3 separate regions of the Homo sapiens genome follow, and all the other regions are linked to region 1. Evidence: read pairs that join two places in POLR2A ChIA-PET (ENCODE). Cell type or tissue: Panc1. All regions are shown on one strand.

Region 1 (4,000 bases):
ATTTATCAATTTTTAAAAGTATAAAAAATTTAGCCAATATTTCAAACATAGAAAAATATAATACAGACATAAAATAAGTATATTCTAAGACTTTTTCTAACTCAAGAGTTACCAGTTTATGGCTTCTATTATACAGAGAACCAATCTCATAAGTTTATTTTTCTCTCTGAAACTACAGAAGCAACAAATTATTTCTAAAAACACGAAGTTCTTTGAAAAGTAGAGAATAGAGACTAATTAGAATAAAATAATGCTGAAAAAAGAAAGACTACAGTACATTCTTGGTATCAGTGACAGACAACATCCAAAGATAAATATAAAATCAGCATTATTCTACTAGCCAGAGCTGTCAGAGTCACTAGGAAATGCAATATTATTTTAAGTCATGCCTGAAAACCTTGACTTTCTTCCTCTTCATTTCCTTTGCCAGCATGCCCAGTAAGTAGCTGGTTTCTTTCTTAACAGAGATTTCTTACATAGAAATAACTTTTCTCACTTTGAGAGGTACAAGTGAGTAGAGAACAATTTGTTATTGTAGCACTGAATGCAGATACTGGAGAGAGGACCAGGCCTGCTCATTATCAAAGTTAGTCAATGATGCACAACAGTTGCCTAGTCCATGATTTATAGTTGTACTTCAGCATAAGAAGAAGTTAGAATACATAATAAACTTTTAAAATCACTTGTGAATATTATTCAAAGCTAGTAATTTAAATCCATGAACAAAAATCCAAAACACAAAACAAAGCAAAAAGATACACACCTATAACCAAGAATATGTTTATATTTTAAATATGAATTAATCAACTGGGTACAGTGGCTCATGCCTGTAATCCCAACACTATGGGAGGCTGAGGTGGGAGGATCACTTCAGGCCAGGAGTTCAAGACCAGCCTGGGCAAGACAGCAAGACCCCATCTCTCTAAAAAAAAAAAAATGTGTATATGTGTGTGTGTGTGTGTGTGTGTGTGTGTGTGTATACACACACACACACACACACATATACATATACATACATATATACACATATATTCATATATACATATATACATACATATATAAATATATATTTATATATACATACATACATATATACTTATATATACATATATACTTACATATAATATATATTTTAAAATGATTTAAAGAATGAGTTAATCTACTAATCAATTATAGAACATATACAGTAAATCACGCTAAAACATGTACATCCTAAATGTTTACATGCATACACTCTCATTAACGTTATGCTTTACAAAAAAATAAGGTTTAAAAAAAATTAAACTGCAACTATATATATATAAAACTTTCAGAATTACTATGAATTACTGATTAAAATAATCCTGATCATGGCCAGGTGTGGTGGCTCATGCCTGTAATCCCAGCAGTTTGGGAGGCTGAGGCGGGCGGATTACCTGAGGTCGGGAGTTCGACACCGGCCTGACCAACATGGAGAAACCCTGTCTCTAATAAAAACACAAAATTAGCCGGGCAGGGTGGCGCATGCCTGTAATCCCAGCTACTTGGGAAGCTGAGGTAGGATAATCGCTTGAACCTGGGAGGCAGAAGTTGTGGTGAGTCGAGACTGCACCATTGTACTGTAGTCTGGGCAACAAGAGCGAAACTCCGTCTCAAAAAAAAACAAAAAAACAAAAAAATCATCATAATGGAAAGAATGAAAAAAAATGAAAATTTGGAAGGCATTTTAAAGGTGATACTGCTTCAAATTTAGATTACAAATGTTAAGAAAGTAAGATCAGACCTCAGAATTTTAAAGAAAAAACTAGTGTGATGAATTATCAATTACGTTAGCTTTTATAAATTTCATGCATTCCTCCAATCTCCACTCACATCTAGCTGAGAATCATCCTCTCAGATTTCAGAAAAAAGGAGTATGTCACAAGGTACAGCATCCTCAAGGCTGTGATTCACCATGTATACATAGGCTGTGAGGCTGTTATAGCCCCTGGAGTATCAGATGGACATTTTCAGCACTGTGTTCAGTCACTATTACTCTCTTCTACAAACTCTAAAACAACAAGAAAACAACATAGAAAAGTAGAACCGGTTTTCAAAGATAATTAGCTCACTTTTTGTGAAGGAACTCTCCAGCTGCCACAGCAACAGGGCGATGTGCCGAGTACACCAAGTGGTAAACATTTTCACAGTCTTCATTGGAAAGAGCTTCTTCACTTCCACTGAAAAATACAGAAAGTAACATCTGATCTAAAGCAAATGTTTATTTTCCTTTCTACTTTTATTTAAACTTGCTAAAGTTCATTATAAAGCTCAAGACTTAATAATTGTTGTCTCATCTTTTATCTTACTTTGAAAGTAATGTTTCCCCTTTAAGTATAAAAGACAATAATGTAAAATTCAGAAAATACAGATTCAACGAGAAGAAAATAAAATGCTCACAATTCTTCTACAGCTTTTTTTTTTTTTTTGAGACAGAGTCTTGCTCTGTCAACTAGGCTGGAGTACAACACCATGATCTTGGCTCACTGCAACCTCTGCCTCCCGGGTTCAACTGATTCTCCTGCCTCAGCCTCCTGAGTAGCTGAGATTACAGGTGCCCAACACCACGCTCAGCTAATTTTTTGTATTTTTAGTAGAAACGGGGTTTCGTCATGTTAGGCAGACTGTTCTCTAACTCCTGATCTCAGATAATCCAGCTGCTACATCCTCCCAAAATGCTGGGATTATAGGTGTGAGTCACTGTGCCTGGCCGCCTTCTAGTCTGTGGGACAGAGCAAGACTCTTGCCTCAAAAAAAAAAAAAAAAAAAAAAAAAAAAGGGAAAAGGAAGAGACAAAACTGAAATTGTTTGCAGGTTATATAATAATATACATACTAAAACCAACAAAATCAACAAAGTATTAGAATGCATTCTAGGACTCAGAATAAGAGCTCAAATAGGGTCCACATATTAGACCAACACAAAAATTGAAGGTTCTCTTCCTCAGCAATAACCAAGCAGAAAATACTAAATACTATTCTAACAAAAACAGCATAAGGCATTTCAGAATTAACCTACTAACTAATGCATAACCTCTACGAAAAAATTAAACCCTATAAGACCTAATGGTATTTTTAAAAAGAAATCCAGCTGAGCATGGCAGTGCATGCCTGCCATCCCAGCTACTTGTGAGGCTAAGAAAATAGAGGGAAAACTAACAAACAGAAAGGACATCCACACCAAAACCCCATCTGTACGTCACCATCATCAAAGACCAAAGGTAGATAAAACCACAAAGATGGGGAAAAACTGAGCAGAAAAGCTGAAAATTCTAAAAATCAGATCGCCTCTCCCCCTCCAAAGAAACAGAGCTCCTCACCAGCAACAGAACAAAGCTGGACGGAGAATGACTTTCACGAGCTGACAGAAGAAGGCTACAGACGATCAAACTTCTCTCAGCTAAAGGAGGAAGTTGGAGCCCATCGCAAAGAAGCTAAAAACCTTGAAAAAAGACTAGATGAATGGCTAACTAGAATAACCAGCGTAGAGAAGTCCTTAAATGACCTGATGGAGCTGAAAACCATGGCAGGAGAACTACGTGACGAATGCACAAGCTTCAGTAGCCAATTCGATCAACTGGAAGAAAGGGTATCAGTGACTGAAGATCAAATGAATGAAATGAAGTGAGAAGAGAAGTTAAGAGAAAAAAGAGTAAAAAGAAACGAACAAAGCCTCCAAGAAATATGGGACTACGTAAAAAGACCAAATCTACGTCGGATTGGTGTACCTGAAAGTGACAGGAAGAATGGAAACAAGTTGGAAAACACTCTGCAGGATATTATCCAGGAGAACTTCCCCAATCTAGCAAGGCAGGCCAACGTTCAGATTCAGGAAATACAGAGAACGCCACAAAGATACTCCTCGAGAAGAGCAACTCCAAGACACATAATTGTCAGATTCACCAAAGTTGAAATGAAGGAAAAAATGTTAAGGGCAGCCAGAGAGAAAGGTCGGGTTACCCACAAAGGGAAGCCCATCAGAC
Region 2 (4,000 bases), 100 kb before region 1:
TCCCAATCCTTTTGCCACTGATATAAGACTTTTATCATAAACTAAATACAAACATATATATATTATGTATTTTTATATATGCACATATCACATATATATATCCACTAGGCCCCCTGAAATCATTTTAAATTACTAAGCATTTATTAGAAATCTTATTTACGCAACATGAAAAACATTTTCTTATCTCCTGGTGCCCTTCCTCATGAAATACTTTTTATATTTTTCTTCTTAAATTACTACTTTTTAAATTTCCAGTTTGACATTTCATCTAGTCCAAGAATAAATCACCTTAGGATTGCATCTATTTGAAATATGAACTCTAGGATTTTCTTCCAAAAGAAAAGACACCTAACCTATGTCTTTGTACCAGAAAATATCCACAGTAATGCACTGACAAAATGATATAAAATGACCTAGTTTAAATGAGATGAGATACCTAGCAAATATTAAGCACAGAGAAGTGCAATAATGTTATTTCCATTCTTTGTCTCCCTCTCTCCAAATTTCTTACCTGTTGCAAACTGAGAATGAGAGTCTTGGCACACTGAATTTTATCAATCTGCCTGGTTTTACTCAGTGTTTCCTTAATAATATCACCATAGTCATTGTAATACTGTGAGGGAAAGAAAGAAAACATGGCTTTAAAATTACTGACATTTCATGAGATAAAGAATAGGTTGGTGTCACCTCCTTTGAAAATGAAAAAAAAAAAAAAAGAACAGGTTGGTTGGTAAAAGAAAGGAAAGGTAAATAAAAAAGTGTTTTATTTCTTCATCTTAAACATAACAGGAGTTAAATAACTAAAGTTACAGGAATGCACATTTGATGTTTAAGATTATGAACTAATACTAGTAAAACCAAAAAAGCTGGGAATTCCAGGAAGAGAGGTGGTGAGAAAAATTCCCCATTCTTGTTTTTTCTTGTTTGATACAGGGTCTCACTCAAGCTGGAGTGCAGTGGTGTGATCGTAGCTCACTGCAGCCTTCAACTCTGGGCTCTGGTGATCCTCCCACCTCAGCCTCCTAAATAGCTGGGACTACAGGCATGTGCCACCACGCCTGGCTAATTTTTTTAAAAAATATTTTGTAGAGATGGGGTTTTTGCCATGTTGCCCAGGCTGGTCTTGAACTCCTGACCTCAAGTGAGCTACCCACCTCAGCCTCCCAAAATGCTGGGATTACAGGCGTGAGCCACTGCACCTGGCCTTCTCCATTCTTGTTTTTTGTTTTTGCTTTTATTTGTTTTTGAGATGAAGTCTCACTCTGTTGCCCAGGCTGGAGTGCAATGGCATGATCTCGGCTCACTACAACCTCTGCCTCCTGGGTTCAAGCAATTCTCCCACCTCAGCCTCCCAAGTAGATGGGACAACAGGTGTGTGCCACCATGATCGGGTAATTTTTATATTTTCAGTAGAGACAGGGTTTCACCATGTTGGCCAGGCTGGTCTTGAACTCCTGACCTCAAGTGATCCACCAGCCTCAGCCTCCAAAAGTGCTGGGATTACAGGCGTGAGCCACTGTGCCTGGCCCCATTCTTTATAACATGATTGAACAGACAACATCTAAAAGGTGACAGATCAAGAAATAGAATTTTGGTAGAAGCCTCCTGAAGAACTAAAACCAAAACAGTTAAAACTGCTTACTTCTGGGGGGTGGGCCTAAATAGGGGGAAGGGGGGATTAGGGTAACAGACTTAACTCTTCATTTAATACTTTGTGCACTATCTCATCCCTGTAACCCCCCCATCAACATGTCTATATTTTACTATCGAAATATAAAAAAGTAAAACACAGACATCTTCGACAGTGACTGGGAAAAGTTATAATTCAGTTTCTTGACACAAGATTTAAATAATTTTTTCTGTGAGTAAATAATCAAAAGGTTTCATTTAAAACCATTAAATCTGGACATTGTTTCCAAGCTAAAGTCTACAGCCTATGTGAAGAAGTGATTAATAATAGTTTGGCAATTAGATTTTCAAAATCTCAAAAAGATAGGTATGTTTCCATGATGTGAAATGCTAAAAGGCGAACAGCTCAAAAGGATCCTTTTAGTGCAAAGAAGAATTATCTCAATGAAGAGAAAAAGATAAATATCAAAACACTAAAGTACTGGAGCAGGCAGATTTCTTTTAAGTTCAGACTGAACCAATTATGTACAAAAATTGGAGGAAAAGCCACATAGCCATATATCAGAAGAGCAAATAGCTATTATAATACTCACAAAAAGGTTAGAGCCTATAGTGAATAGAAGTGTCCCTGAAATGCTAAGGATGATAAAAGTTCTGAATAAGACTCACTTTTTGGAACCAATGAAGTATTGTTAAAGGATTACCAGGAAAAACCAGAATTCAACATATTTCATGCCCTTTATTTCCTGCTAAAGAGAAAACTATATAAAAAGGGTAGGATAAACACTTATAAAATGGAACTGACATCCAGGTTTAGTGAAGAGATAATGAAAGCATCAAGTTGTTCCGAATTGAATTAGTTTCCTAGGCCAGATGAATCGTGTCTTAAGAAAATTTGTGGAGATTATGGAAACTTTGTGCTCTTTAAGAAATGGTGAAGAATAGGAAAGGTGCTAGAGGACAGAGAAAGATAATCATAGTTCTGATTTTCCAAAAGGAAAGAAGGTTATATGGAAAATTAACCCCTCCTCCACAAATGCCTGGGATCCACCCTAAATATTTTTCATTTAGGTTGAGTGGGACCCAGGAACATGTAATTTGGAATAAAGTTCCAGGTGACTGATGGAAAATCAGGATGAGGAATAACTTTTCTGAACAATACCATCGGTGAGCTTGATGCTGAGCCTAAGATTACAGAATACATTATTAAATTAAATGTAATGCCTGCGAATATTTGGAAAGTAAATGGTCACTGGAAGCAAGCAGAAGTTTGCTAACAGATCATGACATTTTCTTTTAGAAAGGTTCAACATGCAAATATCACAGTCTATTTGGGTATCAATAATTAGTTTGACAAGTTCTTTCATGATTTCTTTTTGGATTAAGTAGAGAAAAATGAGCTGAAACAGGTAGGCATATTTATGCTGCTGTCTTGGCAAGGGCTTGTCTTCCTTCCCATGCTCATCTAGTAAGCTCCTATTTATCCATGCAACTCTGTTTACACATTAGCTTTAGGAAGTCTTCTCTTGCTCCTCTCACTTAAGTCTCTCTCTATATTTGGTGTTAGGTTAGTAATTTATGCATCTATCACTACAATAATCATGCTGAAGCTTTGTGGTCTAGTGAAAAGAGCTAAGCTTTGAAGTTAGACAAGCCTAAAATAAAATCCCAGTTTCTGTTATTTTAATAGTTGTGTGTGACCTTGAAAGGTTTACCTCTCGAGCCTTAGTTTCCTTATATGTAAATGATGATACTATTTCTTACATCACAGGGGGATTAGAAAGATCAATGATAATGTGAAAGTCTTAGAACAGTGTCTCAAATATAAATGGCATGAACACATGGCAGTCATTCATTATCAGTATGCTACATTATATTATGTTTAGATGTTAGTTAACTCTTAATCTGTAAGCTCCTTAGTGCAGAAATCATGTCTTACTTAAACCTCTGGCTACCAGCACATTACTCAACACATTGCAGTTGTTCAGCATAATATGATAAATCAGCTACTATGCCATAATTGGAATTGGACTACACCCAAACATGAAGACACAAGTAGATCAAATGACACATACAATATTCTAAATAAAAGAGAACATTCTCTCTGACACAAGAACAAGGCAAATACAGGAAAACTGAGTATTCCCTCCCATCTGTGCCTGTCAGGCCACATCAAGAAGGTCTCTGAGCCCTGCTTTTTCAGAGAGTCAGGAACAAAATGGAGCTTATGAAAGTAGCTAGAAAGTATGTTCTTTCATATAAATGCTGGAACTCCTACTCAATGGAACTGATATAATAGTACAGACTGATAAAAAGCTTATATAAGAGAAACTTTATCATAAAATCATCCACATTACATAGGTGAAAAGCT
Region 3 (4,000 bases), 150 kb after region 1:
TTTCATAAAATGGCATTGCCTGTGAGCTGAGATCGTGTCACTGCACTCCAGCCTGGGTGACAACAAGACTTTGTCCAAAAAAAAAAAAAAAAAAAAAAAAAAAGGAGTGGGGGCACTGCCTGCTTTTTGAATAAGAAAAAACATATTCGTGGCCGGTCGGTGGCTCACGCCTGTAATCCCAGCACTTTGGGAGGCCGAGGCAGGCAGATCACGAGGTCAGGAGATTGAGACCATCCTGGCTAACACGGTGAAACCCCATCTCTACTAAAAATACAAAAAATTATCCGGGCGTGATGGTGGGCACCTGTAGTCCCAGCTACTTGGGAGGCTGAGGCAGGGGAATGGTGTGAACCTGGGAGGCGGAGCTTGCAGTGAGCCAAGGTCGTGCCACTGCACTCCAGCCTGGGCAATAGAGCAAGACTCCAAATCAAAAAAAAAAAGAAAATGAAAAAAAAGAAAAAACATATTCCCACCCGGCACTATTAAAAAGGATGAAATAGAAAAAGACAAAGACCAAAGGTAGGAAGCTAACAGTACAGCTGCCAATAAAGTAAGCCCTAAAGATACAAACTTGGGAAATGTAAAATAAAGGACAGATGTGGAAGACACAGTGAGCTTATAAAGTAAAAGTCATCAGACGCTGGGCGCAGTGGCTCGCACCTGTAATCCCAGCACTTTGGGAGGCCAAGGCGGGTGGATCACGAGGTCAGGAGATCAAGACCATCCTGGTTAACACGGTGAAACCCCGTCTCTACTAAAAATACAAAAAAAGTAGCCAGGCATGGTGGTGGGCACCTGTCGTCCCAGCTACTCGGGAGGCTGAGGCAGGAGAATGGCATGAACCTGGGAGGCGGAACTTGCAGTGAGCCGAGATCGCGCCACTGCACTCCAGCCTGGGCGACAGAGCAAGACTCCGTCTCAAAAAAAAAAAAAAAGTCATCAGACCTCAAATTTCAATAGATAAAGGAGACAGGACAAGAGACTTGGAGATGAGGAAATGTAACAATGACTCAGGTCTTAATTCTGTGTTCTTGGAACTGTGGTAGTCTTTAACATAATTAAGGAAGTCAGAACTAAAAACTAGTCTAGTCAGTAGAAGAAAATTCTAAATGAAAAATTAAGAAAACAACAAAGACAGCTTAAAAAGAAGTCCAACTAATATACTTCCTAAAGTGATCACAAAAGAGTGCACATTTAAGCTCCAAAAAAATTTTTTATAGAGATCTTTGTTTCTTAGAAAAATAAAAATAGAAAAAGTAGTACAGAAAATTATAAATAGGCTGGGCCCAGTGCCTCATGCCTGTAATCCAGCACTTTAGGAGTCCTACTGGGCAGACTGCTTGAGCCGAGGAGTTTGAGACCAGCCTGGGCAACATGACGAAACCTTGCCTCTACAAAAACTTAGCCGGTGTGGTGATGCATGACTGTAGTCCCACTCCAAAGGCTGAGGTGGGAGAATCACTTGAACCTGGGAAATCGAATCTGTGGTGAGCTGTGATCATACCACCTTTATTCACAAATAATGAACAATATAGAAAGTACTGATTTAAACTTCACCACTTAAAAATTAGAAAAGACTTAACCATTATAAGCAGTAACATAGCATATACCCATATATTTTGCTGTGTGAAAGGCAATAATATATGTCAAAAGCTTTCAAAACAAACAGCATATACTAACAAACTTCACTTCTAGAAATTTAGGATTAAAAAAAACAATGGCTATACAGCAAAACTTACTTGCAAAACAGTTCATGTCAGCATGGTTTAGAATAGTTAAGAATTTTTAACATAAATGCTCAACATGGCACCAACTCTGCAATTGGTTTGTCAGTGTCCCACATTAACTCCCTGGGCCTGGTCATTCAGTTTCCAGCCTCTGCTGAGTCCCTCATACTATTCCAAGTGTAGCAGGGGAAATTGAGAGGCCCTTCCTCAAGCTCTGGTCTTAATGGAGGTACAAGGGAGACATCTACAGGGAACCATGAGATCATTGGTGTTGGAAATGCTAAGTCAGTCCTTCTTTAGGCTGGATGTTGGTAGTGGTCATCACAAAGTCCATATATTTTATATCCAGGCCTTCACCTGGCCTATGGACTTATACCCATGTGCCTGGTTTATCAGTTCAATGGTTCTTCAGCCCATTACAGATAAGGAGCTATACTGAAGATCAAGGAGGAACCACTGGAGTCTGAATGTTCCTGAAAGATTGACTTAGTCCTAGCTTAGTCCTCATAAAACCTGGTAACAACAGGGTTGGTACTTTTACTCTCTATTTTACAGGAGTTATAACAGATTGTTAAAGGACAACCAAGAAAGGACAAAAGAAGTGACAGTCAGAGGTTGAGAGGAGCCAGAAAAAATCTAGCAGACATCTGCCACCACATTGTAACATGGTGGTTCCTATCACAACGCTGGGTCAAAAAGAGATTGATTTGATTTATAATGCTAAACCAAGAGGGTGGGCAAATAAAAATTTTGGTATTTAAAAGAAAAAAAAACTTTGGAATTTGAATATTATGAAATTCCCAACAGTCTACATTAAACTACCAAATAATTTTAAAGATCCAATTTTTATAAGTGACCTGTTAACTTACCCTTCTGGTACTCATTAATCTTTTGTTGTGCATTCTCCATCTTCTATGTATGAATAGACATTTAAAAATAAAAACTGTATCTTTTTATTGTTAGATATGAGTTCTAAATTTCTTTTCAAAGAAAAGTATGTTCAATTCTTTGCCTTCTACTTTTAAACTTAACTTCCTCATAAAGCAACCTTTTCCAATTACCTGCTCCACCCTGACTCATTCCAATCACCTGCTCCACCCTGACTCATTCCGATCACCTGCTCTGTCATAACCATTTTTCCCACCAAACCACTCACCCCGTCACTCTCTTTAAATTAGCCAATCGGAATTAGTTTAGCCTGGGTGGTCTAACCCTAGCCAATAAGGGAATGACACAGCAGCAGGCGCCACATGCGTCAGGGATAAGAACCCCTTCCCCTCCCTTGTCCAAGTGTGCACTCACCATTGTTCCATCTGTAAGGGCGCACCCTTCTATAGAAGTACCTTGCCTTGCTGAGAATTAAAAGAACATTTTATATTCAAGTGCTATTTCTTTTGCAGCACTGAAACTTTATATACAACATTATTTACCTCTCCTACTCAGCCTATGCAAATATGAAAGTTAAATAATGTTGAGAATATAGAAGTGCTGGTTCTCACTAAGAGAAAAAAATCCATAATAAAACACGAGAGACTAAAGAGGGGTTAAGGTTAGAGAGGTGCTGATTTACATGACAACTACAAGCAACATAAAATCCTGGACTAGACCCTGATTCAGGAAAAGAATAGTTTTTCTTTTCTTTAAGGGATTAGATTATGACAACTGGCAAAATCTAAATGAGATGTATAGATATCATTCTTATATCAATATTATTTTCATATTTTCATAACTGTACTGTGGTTATGTAAGAAAAAATGTCCTTGACTGCAAAGAAATACACACTAAACTATTAGAAATAAAGTGCTGCGAAGAGATATTCTACAAAACAATACTGAATTTAAAAAAAAAGTAACATCATGTCTGCAACTTACTCCAAAACAGTTCAAAACTAATAGATACCAAAATACTTATCTCTGCATATGTCATAAAAAATCCATATTTACATGTGTATATGTGTGTACATACATAGAGGAGAAGACAGAAGCAAAGAGTGGGAATATGATAAAGCAAATGTAGTAAAATGCTAACATTAGGACAATGTGCATGAAGGACAGCTGACAATTCTTCATAGAATTCTTAGAATCCTTCTGTGTTGGAAATTATTTCAAAATGAAAAATTTTTTAAACACCAAAGGGCAGGGGGTGGGGCAGTGCTTATTTAACAAAATTAAAACACCATTCACTCATTAAACATTTACTGAACACTTACTGCAGGTCAGACACTAGTAAATAGCAGAAGACACACTAGATAAAAATTCCTGCCTTCACACAAC

The links. ChIA-PET counts read pairs that join two places held together with the same protein. Peaks named below come from ENCODE experiments on the same cell type or tissue, not always from the same donor. Only the 100,000 strongest peaks of a DNase experiment are listed, where the experiment ranks them.
Region 2: POLR2A ChIA-PET joins it to region 1 with 7 read pairs; 2 of 35 experiments call an interaction of 5 or more read pairs at or near these places.
Region 3: POLR2A ChIA-PET joins it to region 1 with 5 read pairs; 4 of 35 experiments call an interaction of 5 or more read pairs at or near these places.

Annotation. Positions count from the first base shown.
Region 1 is chr3:136,462,791-136,466,790 of GRCh38, forward strand. It overlaps STAG1 (STAG1 cohesin complex component), which reads right to left. Exons shown (of 34, transcript NM_005862.3): 13 at 2,091-2,198. Among named protein-coding and RNA genes, the nearest start is that of PCCB, 210 kb to the left of the region's middle. In Panc1, no CTCF peak of the experiment used is centred here; a DNase peak (open chromatin) is centred at 1,947.
Region 2 is chr3:136,362,855-136,366,854 of GRCh38, forward strand. It overlaps STAG1 (STAG1 cohesin complex component), which reads right to left. Exons shown (of 34, transcript NM_005862.3): 26 at 512-613. Among named protein-coding and RNA genes, the nearest start is that of PCCB, 110 kb to the left of the region's middle. In Panc1, no CTCF peak of the experiment used is centred here; no DNase peak of the experiment used is centred here.
Region 3 is chr3:136,615,349-136,619,348 of GRCh38, forward strand. The region is part of intron 3 of STAG1 (STAG1 cohesin complex component); the gene reads right to left. Among named protein-coding and RNA genes, the nearest start is that of STAG1, 140 kb to the right of the region's middle. In Panc1, no CTCF peak of the experiment used is centred here; no DNase peak of the experiment used is centred here.